Regions from separate parts of the Homo sapiens genome. Here all the other regions are linked to region 1. A link is a contact called in ENCODE Hi-C or POLR2A ChIA-PET data. All regions are on one chromosome and are shown on one strand. The core of a region is the stretch at or near the end of the contact, and the rest is flanking DNA. Distances in the headings are between cores, read along the strand shown. Region 1 holds the start of STIL (STIL centriolar assembly protein). Region 2 holds the start of KTI12 (KTI12 chromatin associated homolog). Region 3 holds the start of FAF1 (Fas associated factor 1). Region 4 holds the start of EPS15-AS1 (EPS15 antisense RNA 1).

Region 1 (2,969 bases), core at 134-2,633:
AAAAACTAGCCGGCCGTGGTGGTGCTTGTCTGTAACCCCAGCTACTCCGGAGGCTGAGGCAGGAGAATTGCTTGAACCTGGAAGGCAGTGTGCAGTGAGTTGCAGTGAGCCGAGATAGCGTCACAGCACTCCAGCCTGGGCGACAGAGCAAGACCCTGTCTCAATCAATCAATCAATCAATCAATTAATAAATACAAATTTTGGCCCAGAGTGGTGGCTCACGCCTGTAATCCCAGCACTTTGGGAGGCCGAGGCGGGTAGATCACCTGAGGTCAAGAGTTCGAGACCAGCCTAGCCAACGTGGTGAAACCCCGTCTCTACTAAAAAATACAAAAATTAGGCCGGGCGCAGTGGCTCACGCCTGTAATCCCAGCACTTTGGGAGGCCGAGGTGGACGGATCACGAGGTCAGGAGATCGAGACCATCCTGGCTAACACGGTGAAACCCCGTCTCTACTAAAAATACAAAAAATTAGCCGGGCGTGGTGGGCGCCTGTAGTTCCAGCTACTCGGGAGGCTGAGGCAGGAGACTGGCATGAACCCAGGAGGCGGAGCTTGCAGTGAGCCGAGATCGCGCCACTGCACTCCAGCCTGGGCGACAGAGCGAGACTCCGTTTCAAAAAAAAAAAAAATTAGCCGGGCGTGGTGGTGGGTGGTGGACGCCTGTAATACCAGCTAATTGGGAAGCTGAGACAGGAGAATCGCTTGAACTCGGGAGGCGAGGTTGCGGTGAGCCGATATCGCGTCATCGCACTCCAGCTTGGGCGACGGAGTGAGATTCCACCTCAAAAAAAAAAAAAATTATGTCACTAAAACAGATGGCTTCCTAGGAAAGAAACTGGAAGAAATCTAGAAGTTGAGGATAAGTGATCACAAAAAGGAAAAATTAAAAATGTACATTTTAGAATAAAAATTAAAAAGTAAGAAACTGGAATAACTCTAACTTTCTTGTCTTTTGTGCTTTCAGGTAAAGAGTTTGGAAACTGTTCTTCGGGTGTCCGCTTCCAGTCGCCGACCAATGATCATCTTATAGAGCACTTCCGGCTTCATCTGCCACTCGCTCCTCCGTCTACCTAGCTGGGCTTTCCATTGCGCTTGCGGAAAGCCTACCCCGCCCCGGAACTTAACCGTTGACGAAATGAAAGGTTTAAATCCTCGGATCCTTGATCCTGGAGCGCCGGTGGCGCCCGCAGTTCTCCAAGAAGACTTGGGATTGGTCGAGCGCGGAACCAGTGCGGGGCGCTGATTGGTCGGCACACCAATACGTAACGGCGACCGTGCGCGGCTCTCTAGCACCACCCCCGCTCCCTGACTGGCGAGGTTTCTGACCAGTCAGCAGGCGTGGCGCGGCCTTCAGTTTCGCGAGCTTGTGTTTGCCGCCTCAGTTCCCGCGACCCCAACGTCCCAGAGGCGGGGCCGGAGTCGGCGGTGGCGCTCCTTGGAGCCGGCTCCCGCTCCTACCCTGCAAACAGACCTCAGCTCCGCGGAAGTTGCGGTAAGTGGAGCTTTGTGCTCCTGGTTTCCCCTTGAGAGGCGGCAGCGGGGCCCTGGGAAGGTTGGTGGGTAACATTCAAAGCCCTGTAGTGGGTTCCGCCCTCCAGGAGCCTGGAGCAGATGACGAGAAGGGGAGCTAGTGGGAGAAATTAAGCAGTCCATGAAATCCTTGGGTATCATCTGAGCTAAGGTATGTGAAAGAGGTTTGCAGTCGATAACGTGCCATTTAAAGTTGTTTTTACGGTGGGAATTTCTTGAGGACTGAAACCTTGAATGCTCGCTCTTGCATTCCTCACAATTTCTGGCTCACACTCTGCTACGTAGTAAGGGATCAGTTAATGTTTGAAGTTCATGGACTACTGGAAGTAAAGTGTAAACAGCAAAGTGCGAGAATGCTATGCGTGTGAGTACAGACAGTATAGTACCATCGCCACGGTGTCTGGGAGAAGGTTTCACAGAGGAAGTGACATTCGAGTTGGATTGTGAGGGATGGCGGGGGTTTACTAGGGCATTCCAAGTTAAGGGAGGCATCCTGTGCAGATATTGAAACCGGGGCACTGCAAGTAGTTCAGTTTGACTGGAATGTAGGATGAGTGGATGGGGGGGTTAAGGTTGGAATAATAGAGTGGGGCTGGATTGTGAAGATCCTTTATTCTGTATGTAAAGAAGAGCCATCGGCTTTTTAAAAAAAATTTATTTTTATGTTTATTTTTGAGACGCAGTTTCACTCTTTGGCCCAGGCTGGAGTGAAGTGGAGTGATCTCGGCTCACTGCAACCTCCGTCCCCCGGGTTCAAGCGATTCTCCTGCCTCAGCCTCCCTAGTAGCTGGGATTACAGGCAAACGCCACCACGCTCGGCTGATTTTTGTATTTTTAGTAGAGACGGGGTTTCACCATGTTGGTCGGGCTGGTCTGGAAATCCTGACTTCAGGTGATCCACCCGCCTCGGCCTCCCAAAATGCTGGGATTACAAGCGTGAGCCACCGCCCCTGACATGAGCCATTGACTTTTAAAGCAGGAGAATAATTTGATCAGATTTATATGGAAACACTCTTCTAGCAGCATTATGGGGACTTTTCCATAAGTCTGGTGAGTTGATGAAGTTAGCAACTAAGGTGGTGGGTATGGAAAGATAATTTATATGGAAGAAGGGGTGAGGATGATTTGAACGTTTCTATTGTACACGATAATGACTTTACCTGAGAATATGTTTTGCTAGGTGTAGATGTTGTGTGGTTTTAGTTTTATTACCTTTAGTGGCTTGTACAACACTGACAGAATGAAAGTACCTTATGTATATTGTTTTAAAATAAGAAATCAACATTATCCATCTTTTCACCCAAATGAATAAAGGAATAAAACACAAATAGCGCATTTTAAGACACTTCTGTTTAATGAAGAAAAAATTGGCACTTTTTATACTTTGTAGAGTTACAGTTATCCATGTGAATACTGTTATCCATGACAACCAAGTAC
Region 2 (2,703 bases), core at 138-2,637, 4.7 Mb before region 1:
GGCACACTCACATTTCTGCACCTACCATCCTATAGTGCTTGCTGTTTATACAAGAGATCCAACAGTTTCATGGCTCTGGGTCTCAAACCTACAATAATAGAGTTGCCAGATTGAGCAAATAAAAATAACGGATGGCCAGGCACAGTGGCTCATGCCTTTAACCCCAGCACTTTGGGAAGCCAAGGCCAGTGGATCACCTGGGGTCAGGAGTTTGAGACCAGCCTGGCCAACATAGTGAAACCCCGTCTCTACTAAAAATACAAAAATTAGCCAGATATGGTGGCGCACACCCATAGTCCCAGCTACTTGGGAGGCTGAGACAGGAGAATCGCTTGAACTCAGGAGGTGGAGGTTGCAGGGAGCTGAGATCATACCACTGTGGTCCAGGCTGGGTGACAGAGCGAGGCTCCATCTCAAAAAATAATAATAATAAAATAAAATAAAGGATGCAGGCCAGGCACCTTGGCTCACACACCTGTATTCCCAGTACTTTGGGAGGCAGAGGTGGCACAATTACTTGAGCCCAGGAGTTTGAGACCAGCCTTAGCAACATACAACCTCATCTCTAAAAAAGAAAAAATAAATAATAATAATAAATTAAAGATGCCCAGTTAAATTTGAAGTTTAGATAAGCACCAAATAATTTTAAATATGTCTATGCAATATTTGGGACACACTTAAGCTTAAAAATGTTTTTGGTGTTTATCTGAAATTCAAATGTAACTGGGCATCCTGTATTTTATCTGGCAACCCTACTAAGGAGAAAAATTCCTATTTGTCTTTCAAGTTCTAAGTCAAATGACTATTTCTACATAAAGTCTTCAGTGATTTCTCTGGGTAGTTTGTTTTTCCCTTCTGTTCTTTTATAACCTCACCTGCATCTATCCATTATAGTATTTATTACTCTGATTGTAGGCGCCTGATCCTTCCCATTCAGACCTTTTATCTTTTGTGGGGAAAGCGTTTTATGTTCATCTCTGAATTCCCAACCTTGGAGATGTTGAATGATTGAAATGGTAATTGAATAAACATTTACTGAGAGCCAGTAGGTTTAAGAGGAGGAATGAAGGAGAACCAGCATTTATTAATTGCCTTCTATATGCTAAATATAGTGCTGATTGCTTACAATATTTAATGCCCCTTAGGCCTTATTAATAAAATGGACGGGCAGTCTTTCGCTGCAGGAAGATCACATTCTCCTGAGGCCTATAACATTTGGCATAAATAACTGATGCCATTATAGTCTCTGTATCTCCTTTCTGAGAAAGCTGAACCTGGGCCTAGCTGGCGTAGAACTCCTGTTTCCATAGAAACAAGAGGGTCTGTAAAAGTCAAGGGAGACAGGAAGAGCAGTTTGCACTTCCGGCTTACGTCGGAGACGCGTACAACCCGGAAGTTGGCGCAGCGCGGTTGCCAATGGTCGCTCCCTGAGAGGATGCCGCTCGTGGTGTTTTGCGGGCTGCCGTACAGCGGCAAGAGCCGGCGTGCTGAAGAGTTGCGCGTGGCGCTGGCTGCCGAGGGCCGCGCGGTGTACGTGGTGGACGACGCAGCTGTCCTGGGCGCAGAGGACCCAGCGGTGTACGGCGATTCTGCCCGTGAGAAGGCATTGCGTGGAGCTCTGCGAGCCTCCGTGGAACGGCGCCTGAGTCGCCACGACGTGGTCATCCTGGACTCGCTTAACTACATCAAAGGTTTCCGTTACGAGCTCTACTGCCTGGCACGGGCGGCGCGCACCCCGCTCTGCCTGGTCTACTGCGTACGGCCCGGCGGCCCGATCGCGGGACCTCAGGTGGCGGGCGCGAACGAGAACCCTGGCCGGAACGTCAGTGTGAGTTGGCGGCCACGCGCTGAGGAGGACGGGAGAGCCCAGGCGGCGGGCAGCAGCGTCCTCAGGGAACTGCATACTGCGGACTCTGTAGTAAATGGAAGTGCCCAGGCCGACGTACCCAAGGAACTGGAGCGAGAAGAATCCGGGGCTGCGGAGTCTCCAGCTCTTGTGACTCCGGATTCAGAGAAATCTGCAAAGCATGGGTCCGGTGCCTTTTACTCTCCCGAACTCCTGGAGGCCCTAACGCTGCGCTTTGAGGCTCCCGATTCTCGGAATCGCTGGGACCGGCCTTTATTCACTTTGGTGGGCCTAGAGGAGCCGTTGCCCCTGGCGGGGATCCGCTCTGCCCTGTTTGAGAACCGGGCCCCACCACCCCATCAGTCTACGCAGTCCCAGCCCCTCGCCTCCGGCAGCTTTCTGCACCAGTTGGACCAGGTCACGAGTCAAGTACTGGCCGGATTGATGGAAGCGCAGAAGAGCGCTGTCCCCGGGGACTTGCTCACGCTTCCTGGTACCACAGAGCACTTGCGGTTTACCCGGCCCTTGACCATGGCAGAACTGAGTCGCCTTCGTCGCCAGTTTATTTCGTACACTAAAATGCATCCCAACAATGAGAACTTGCCGCAACTGGCCAACATGTTTCTTCAGTATTTGAGCCAGAGCCTGCACTGACCAGAGGAGGTAGGGGGGAAGCCATGGCTTCTGATCTCCACTCCACTTTATTTCTCTGGGAAAAATAGGCTGCAGGTCTCCAGAGCATATCGATGCAGTACTGTACTAGAGCTGTTGTGACTGATTCACTCAAACTTTCCTGCATACCCCTGTGCCAGGCCTTGGGTTTACAGCATAAGTTCAGACTAAAGAGAATGGAGAAC
Region 3 (3,036 bases), core at 499-2,998, 3.6 Mb before region 1:
GGTCTAAACACAGATTAGTACTTAAGAACTGTAGGCCAGCCTATTTTCATTTAAGGAAACACACAGAATAAACTCAGATCATAATACAGTGCACTTCTTTATATTCAGTGAAACTGAACAATTAGGTCATATTTCTGATTTCTCATGAATATATTCCCAGTTTATGGAGCCTAGGCCTTGCTGGGTGTGGTGGTATGGCTCACACCTGTAATCCCCACTCTCAGGAGGCTGAGGTGGGAGGATGGCTTGAGCACAGGAGTTGGAAGCCAGCCTGGGCAACATAGTGAGGCCCTGTCTCTAAAAAAGTAAATAAATGATACAAGTTTAAAAAGTTCTTAAGGGAAGCCTAGGCCTTCATGCTACATGATGATTTCACTAGTTATTTTAGCTCTACAGGATAAAATCAGCAATCTTACTTCACATTTTCAAGCTTTTACATACTTTCCAAAGCAAGTAAATGCCCCATGACAATCCAGAAGCTGATATTTTCCCAAGTCAAGGATGAACAACTTCCACTGTCACACTTTCTCTAACCTGGACGACAATTACAAACTGTCACACTTCATTGTACATAGTCTTTGGCTGTTTTAGTTACAGAGGTTGTCAATTTCTGACCATGGGTTGAAACTTTCAATATTTGGTGAATATTCCAAAATAATTTCTTATGAAAATGAATAGGCCGGGTGCAGTGGCTCACGCCTGTAATCCCAACACTTTGGGAGGCCGAGGAGGGCGGATCACGAGGACAGGAGTTCGAGATCAGCTTGCCCAACATAGTGAAACCCCGTCTCTACTAAAAATACAAAAAAAACTTAGCCGGGCTTGGTGGCGGGAGCCTGTAATCCCAGCTACTATGGAGGCTGAGGCAGGAGAATCGCTTGAACCCAGAAAGCGGAGGTCGCAGCGAGCCGAGATCGCGCCACTGCACTCCAGCCCGGGCCACAGTGCGAGACTCCGTCTCAAAATAATAAATAAATAAATAAATAAATAAATAAATAAAAATAGACTGACTATATTCAAAGCTGGATTCAAGTTTTATCCCATTTGTAAGATGTCTCAGCTTAAAAAAACAAATATAACTGCAGCAGTAGAAAGGTTTTCCCTTTTTTCCCCCTTTGGAGCAACCCTATTAACTCGAGGTTGTTATTTCTCATAACTACCTTATCAATTAAAAAAAATGCTCCTCCTCTTCTCTGGAACGAGATTTTTACCTTTCTCAGCTTCCTCGTCTCTCCCATGTCTACCATGGCAGTCTGGTTACTTCTGTGTTACGGAGTCTGAGGATGCAGACGTCAGGGAGCTTGGGACTGGGTGTGACAGTGTGGATTCGGTTTTGACAGGTTGAGCGTGAGAGACTATATGAAGCTGTATTTTGCTGAAACATTGTAGAGAAAAACATATATTTCTGAAATGCTGTTTGTTAGACGAGTTGTAACAGTGTGTTTAGTTGGTTTGTGAGGGTGGTGTGTATTTGTGTGACTAACCACGTGAGGTGCACAATCTGGTCCCCGCCTCAGCTAGGGGGAGGCGCTATCCTGAGGCCTTTGCTTAAATCCAAACTGGAATAACCTGTTGCGAGACTTGAAGCTTCCGCAGCTGCAGGTTGCAGTCTCTGCCGCCAGCGCAGAGATCCTGGCCGGGTAGTCGCGCGCTCAGCGCTTGACAGGAGGGTGGTCACGTGGAGCCGCAAAGCGGCGCTTTGCGACCTCGATGACAGGCAAAATGTGCGACAGCCGTGGCGCTGGCCAACCAGGGGCGGAGGCGGCGGCCAGGGAGGAAGCGGAGGAGGCGGAGGCGGCCGCGGCGTTCGCCCGCCCGCTCGCTCGCTCGGTTTCCCCGCCCCCGCCGGGCTTAACGCCGCTGAAGGTATCCGGGTGCGCGCTGTCGCAACCTGCCCTCATCCTGGCCCGCGACTGTAAGACCGGACCCACATCCAGACCAATCTTCCTGTCCGGGCTGCTGCGACGCGGGCTCCGCAGGTTGCAGGCGGGCGGCCGGGGCGCCTGAAGGTTACCGAGTGCATGAGCGCCTAGCGCTTCCCGCGCTGCCCCGCCCGCTGGCCCGCCGACCCGCCCGCCGGCTCGCCCGCCAGCCCCTCGGCGCCCGGCGGCGGCGGCGGCGGTGGCGGCGACGGTCGCAGGAGGTGCCGTCTGCCTCCCAGGTGCGCGCTTCGCTCCCGGAGCCGCGGAACTCGGCGGCCGCCATGGCGTCCAACATGGACCGGGAGATGATCCTGGCGGATTTTCAGGTGAAGTATCTGGCCCTCTTCCCCTCCCACTTCCAACCTCGTGGGTTTCCGGTGCCACAAGGGAGTCTTCTTCCCAGCGTTTGAACGCTGCAGTGGTGTGTCATTTAGGCTTTTATACGGTGCGTGGCGTGTGTGTGTGTGTGTGGCGAGCTATGGAGAAGCGTATAATTTATATGCTATCATGAGTGTGTAGAATGTGTTAAGTACGGGTTGAATGGGATTGGAGGTATTAATGACTTGGGTTACAATGTGTGTGGAATGTGTAGTGTTTCCTGTATTATATGGGGGGACGTGTAGAGTTTTTGTTTTAATTGGTGTTGGACCATTAAGTATGGGATGTTTTGGGTGGTTCTGTGGGGAGAGATGTATGGAGTGTGAGCGTGGAGCGTGTGGTGTTATGGGCGTGGTGTATTTATATTGTATTAAGGGAAGAGTAAAAAAGCAGAATGATGAGATGGCGAGGGCAATGACAATGGGGTACTGAGGTCCTTTTCAAAGAGGAGTAAACATTTGAGACTTTGCCTAATTGGAATCTTTGGAGGGTAAGAAGATAACAAGGAGACAGATAAGACTATATATTCCAGAGTATCTCTGCAATGAATTCACAAGCTTAATAAATTACCTATTCATATTTGCGGATTCCCCTCCCCTACAGACTTGAATTGCTTGGTTGGTGTCCTTTCTCCAGGAATACTTTAAAGGATAAGTAAAGGCTGTTCTCTTAATAAACCCAGTCGTAGTGCCACTGACATGTAAGTATCTTAGGAAGGCCCTTTGAAAGTAGAACT
Region 4 (2,828 bases), core at 1-2,500, 4.2 Mb before region 1:
AATTTTATGTCCGCGCCGGGTTTTCCAAGGCGGCCCCGGGGGCAGGCTCTGGTCCGGTGGCCGAGACTCCGGCGCCAGGGTTTGGGCGGCGCCGCGGCCGGCTCCGGCGGGCGGGCAGGCGGGCGGGGCCAGGCGGGGCGGGGCGGGCGTGGGGAGGGAAGTTGTGGAAGTTAGGGGAGACGCCCGCCCGCCCGCCCCGGCCTCGCCTGCGGCCGCTCCCTCCGCCTCCTCCCCGCCCCGAGCCCCAGTCAGCCCGTCTTCCTTCCCCTCCCTTGCATGATGGAAACACCATGGCTGCGGCGGCCCAGCTCTCTCTGACACAGGTAACGCCACACGCCCGTCCGCCGGGCTTGGCCGGCCGGTGCCCCCTCCCCCACCGCCCTCAGCTTCGCCGACTTCTTGGCTTGTGGGCCAAGCAGGCAGCTTCTTGGCTTGTGGGCCGGGCGGCCGGTGTGTGTGAGGGAAAGCGGGTGCGACTGCGGGAGGGCGCCCTCCGGAGCCGGAGCCCCCCTGCGGCCGCCGCGACCTCGCCCAGGGTCGTCGGGCGCCTCCTGCCCCGCCCCGCGCGGCCCTCGCCGCCCTCCGCGCCGCTGCCGAGTGGACTGTGACCCGGCCGCGCTCTGCCGGTGCCGGGCCGGCTCCCGCGGGGCAGCTTTCACCTACCCAGGAAGTTTCCTCCCACAGGGCCGCACGCATCCCAGGTGAGCTCCTGTTGAGCTCGCGCGGGCCGGCCGCACCCCCGGGCCGCACGAGGCTCGCCCGCCAGGCCGGCTGCGCGCCGCCCCCAGTAGGAGTTGCCTTCCAGAGCCGGACGCGCAGGCCCCCCAAGCCAGTCTTTCCTCTCCAGACCTGCCTTTCTCCCAGGGTCCGACGGAAGCCCTCCCTTCCCAGAGTTTAATGTAGTTAGCCTCGCCTCCAAAGAAGTCTCATCCTACTCAACTACCCACTCTGCCGGCCCCTTCCTCCGTTCAGCCTCTCCCCCCTCCTGATCAGGTTTCCTTCTGGGTCAGACCCCCAATGCAGCCTTTTGCCACCCACGTCTGCTTCCACTTCAACTTCCCCTCGGGGGGCTCACGCCTGATCGCTGTCCAGGTGGATCCCTTTAACGGGTGTGGTGGCTCCGCCAGTCTTGGTGCCAGGAACGGCCTCCCGGGGAGCACTTTTCTTGGGGGGAATCCTCAGCAAAACCTGTTCTCGAGCTTCCCTCTTGCCTCGTTGCTTCCTGTCAAAGTCCAGTCCTTGTGCTTCTCAGAAAACCTCTAAACATCACTCACACTGGGAACCTGGTCCCTCCCTCTCTGTAAAGAAGCCAATTACAATGTAAACATGGTGTCCGGGATGATAAGGTGACAGACACCTGCCAGTTCCTTCCTGCTCCTGTGACCCAAACTCTCCCCCGCGTCTCCTCAGACGGTTCTCTCCAGAGCTGGTGGCGCGTGCTTCCCGATTGGGGCCCATCCCGTCTTCCTTGCCTGCATTGTGGTATCTCACTGCCATCTTGTACTCCTTGGCCTAGATTCGTCGGTGCTTCTAAGGCTTTAGCGCTGGGATAGGGCAAACATTTCGGCAGTGGAGTTTTCTGTGTTTAAAATCAAGAGGCTTTGGGGTGCTTTGCCTAGCACTGTAGGATAGAGAGAAAAAAATGTTTTCTCAGAAACCAGGAGTCACGTACATGCTTCATGTAAAATAACTAACCCGTGTTTGCAGGAATTCTAAGTGTCATAAGGAAAGTCTATTTCCCAGTTTTTTTGATGGTGGTGGTGGTTGTCCTGTTCTGACAAGCAGAGAACCCTTTAACATGGAATGTGGTGGTTTAGTCTTGGTTATGTATGTTTGGAAGGGTCCTCCCAAAACTCAAATTTGAACAACTACAGCACTGACTTTTAGGTATTCACTTTCTGTGAGTCTAGTTAGTGACTTGCATTAAACAAGATCCCTGTTGGCAGGCTGTTGTTTTCTGGCTCTGTTGGCCAATTCTGGCAGGAGTTTTCCCTTGAAGATTTTGTGCTCTTAAAGACTTCCGTAAAATTGCTTCTCAGTTGTGTGCATACTTTATTCTCTCCCTGGGTAATACCATGTTTTTAGCTTCTATTTACATCATTCATCTCTGGAGAATTGCTTCAAGCTCTGTCAGTTTTATAGCCATTTAAAAAATTTACATATGTTCTTGGGTTATATATTTAGGTATTAATGTGTACACAGTAAGTACGGAATCAGTAGTAGCTATTATCCTTCAGTGCCTCACATATGAGATAATATACATTGGTGGTTAATTTTTATTGATAATTCAAATAAGTAAATTCAGAATATTCTGATTTTAAAACATGAAGAGGCAATAAGAGGGATTACGAAGGCACACGAAAAAATAACATTTCCAGTTGCTAGTATACCCTAATGTGCCTCCTTGTTACTTCAAAACTTTGCAGATTTGTGGTTTTTAAATTTAATTTAATTTTTTTATAACTGCCTGAGCCCAATACACTAAGATAACAATGCAGCCTGGTTTCACATTCATTACTGACCCGTTTGTCATCCTCTGTTCCCCCCACCCTGCCCACTCTCCCAGCACACACATTTAGACATAGGCATACTCAAGTGAGAGCTCATTCAGGGCAGGGACATCTTTTAATCCATCTTTCTCCCATGGTACCTATCTGGAAGAAAGTAATTAATAACTGTTGTAGGAATGACTGAAAGCTCTAAAGGGTTCTATAACAGTTATGGAGATTAAACATGCTCAAGTTAATTTCTGCTTCTGTTCATATGTTGATGATTTTCATTCAGCAAATATTTTTATAGTACCTATTATGTACTAGACATTGTACTGG

The links. A loop is a pair of places that touch in the nucleus more often than their neighbours do. ChIA-PET counts read pairs that join two places held with the same protein, here RNA polymerase II (POLR2A). Pooled maps may share reads with other maps.
Region 2: a pooled map shows a loop between it and region 1 (21-fold over the local background). The contact joins the promoter of KTI12 here to the promoter of STIL in region 1. A Hi-C loop is called at or near these places in 4 of 50 pooled maps. POLR2A ChIA-PET finds 5 or more read pairs at or near these places in 2 of 52 experiments (Caco-2 and H1).
Region 3: a loop to region 1 is called in a pooled map, with 9 times the contacts of the local background. The contact joins the promoter of FAF1 here to the promoter of STIL in region 1. A Hi-C loop is called at or near these places in 1 of 168 maps with a recorded cell type or tissue (CD4-positive, alpha-beta T cell) and 6 of 50 pooled maps. POLR2A ChIA-PET finds 5 or more read pairs at or near these places in 1 of 52 experiments (MCF 10A).
Region 4: a pooled map shows a loop between it and region 1 (3-fold over the local background). The contact joins the promoter of EPS15-AS1 here to the promoter of STIL in region 1. A Hi-C loop is called at or near these places in 1 of 37 single-sample maps with no recorded cell type and 4 of 50 pooled maps. POLR2A ChIA-PET finds 5 or more read pairs at or near these places in 1 of 52 experiments (MCF 10A).

What each region holds. Positions count from the first base shown.
Region 1 is chr1:47,312,561-47,315,529 of GRCh38, reverse strand. It overlaps STIL (STIL centriolar assembly protein), which reads left to right and starts at 1,383. Exons shown (of 17, transcript NM_001048166.1): 1 at 1,383-1,494. RefSeq lists a silencer at 1,277-1,326 and an enhancer at 644-1,373.
Region 2 is chr1:52,032,494-52,035,196 of GRCh38, reverse strand. It overlaps KTI12 (KTI12 chromatin associated homolog), which reads left to right and starts at 1,387. Exons shown (of 1, transcript NM_138417.3): 1 at 1,387-2,703. The coding sequence starts at 1,436. The coding sequence ends at 2,500. The region is part of intron 2 of TXNDC12 (thioredoxin domain containing 12); the gene reads left to right. RefSeq lists an enhancer at 1,381-1,680.
Region 3 is chr1:50,958,979-50,962,014 of GRCh38, reverse strand. It overlaps FAF1 (Fas associated factor 1), which reads left to right and starts at 1,748. Exons shown (of 19, transcript NM_007051.3): 1 at 1,748-2,248. The coding sequence starts at 2,204. It also overlaps a transcript of CDKN2C not described here. RefSeq lists silencers at 1,782-1,941, 2,052-2,101 and an enhancer at 2,412-2,461.
Region 4 is chr1:51,516,694-51,519,521 of GRCh38, reverse strand. EPS15-AS1 (EPS15 antisense RNA 1) reads right to left here and starts at 1,250. Exons shown (of 5, transcript NR_183651.1): 1 at 1,076-1,250. It overlaps EPS15 (epidermal growth factor receptor pathway substrate 15), which reads left to right and starts at 256. Exons shown (of 25, transcript NM_001981.3): 1 at 256-323. The coding sequence starts at 291. It also overlaps a transcript of OSBPL9 not described here. RefSeq lists silencers at 33-222, 373-842 and an enhancer at 73-1,001.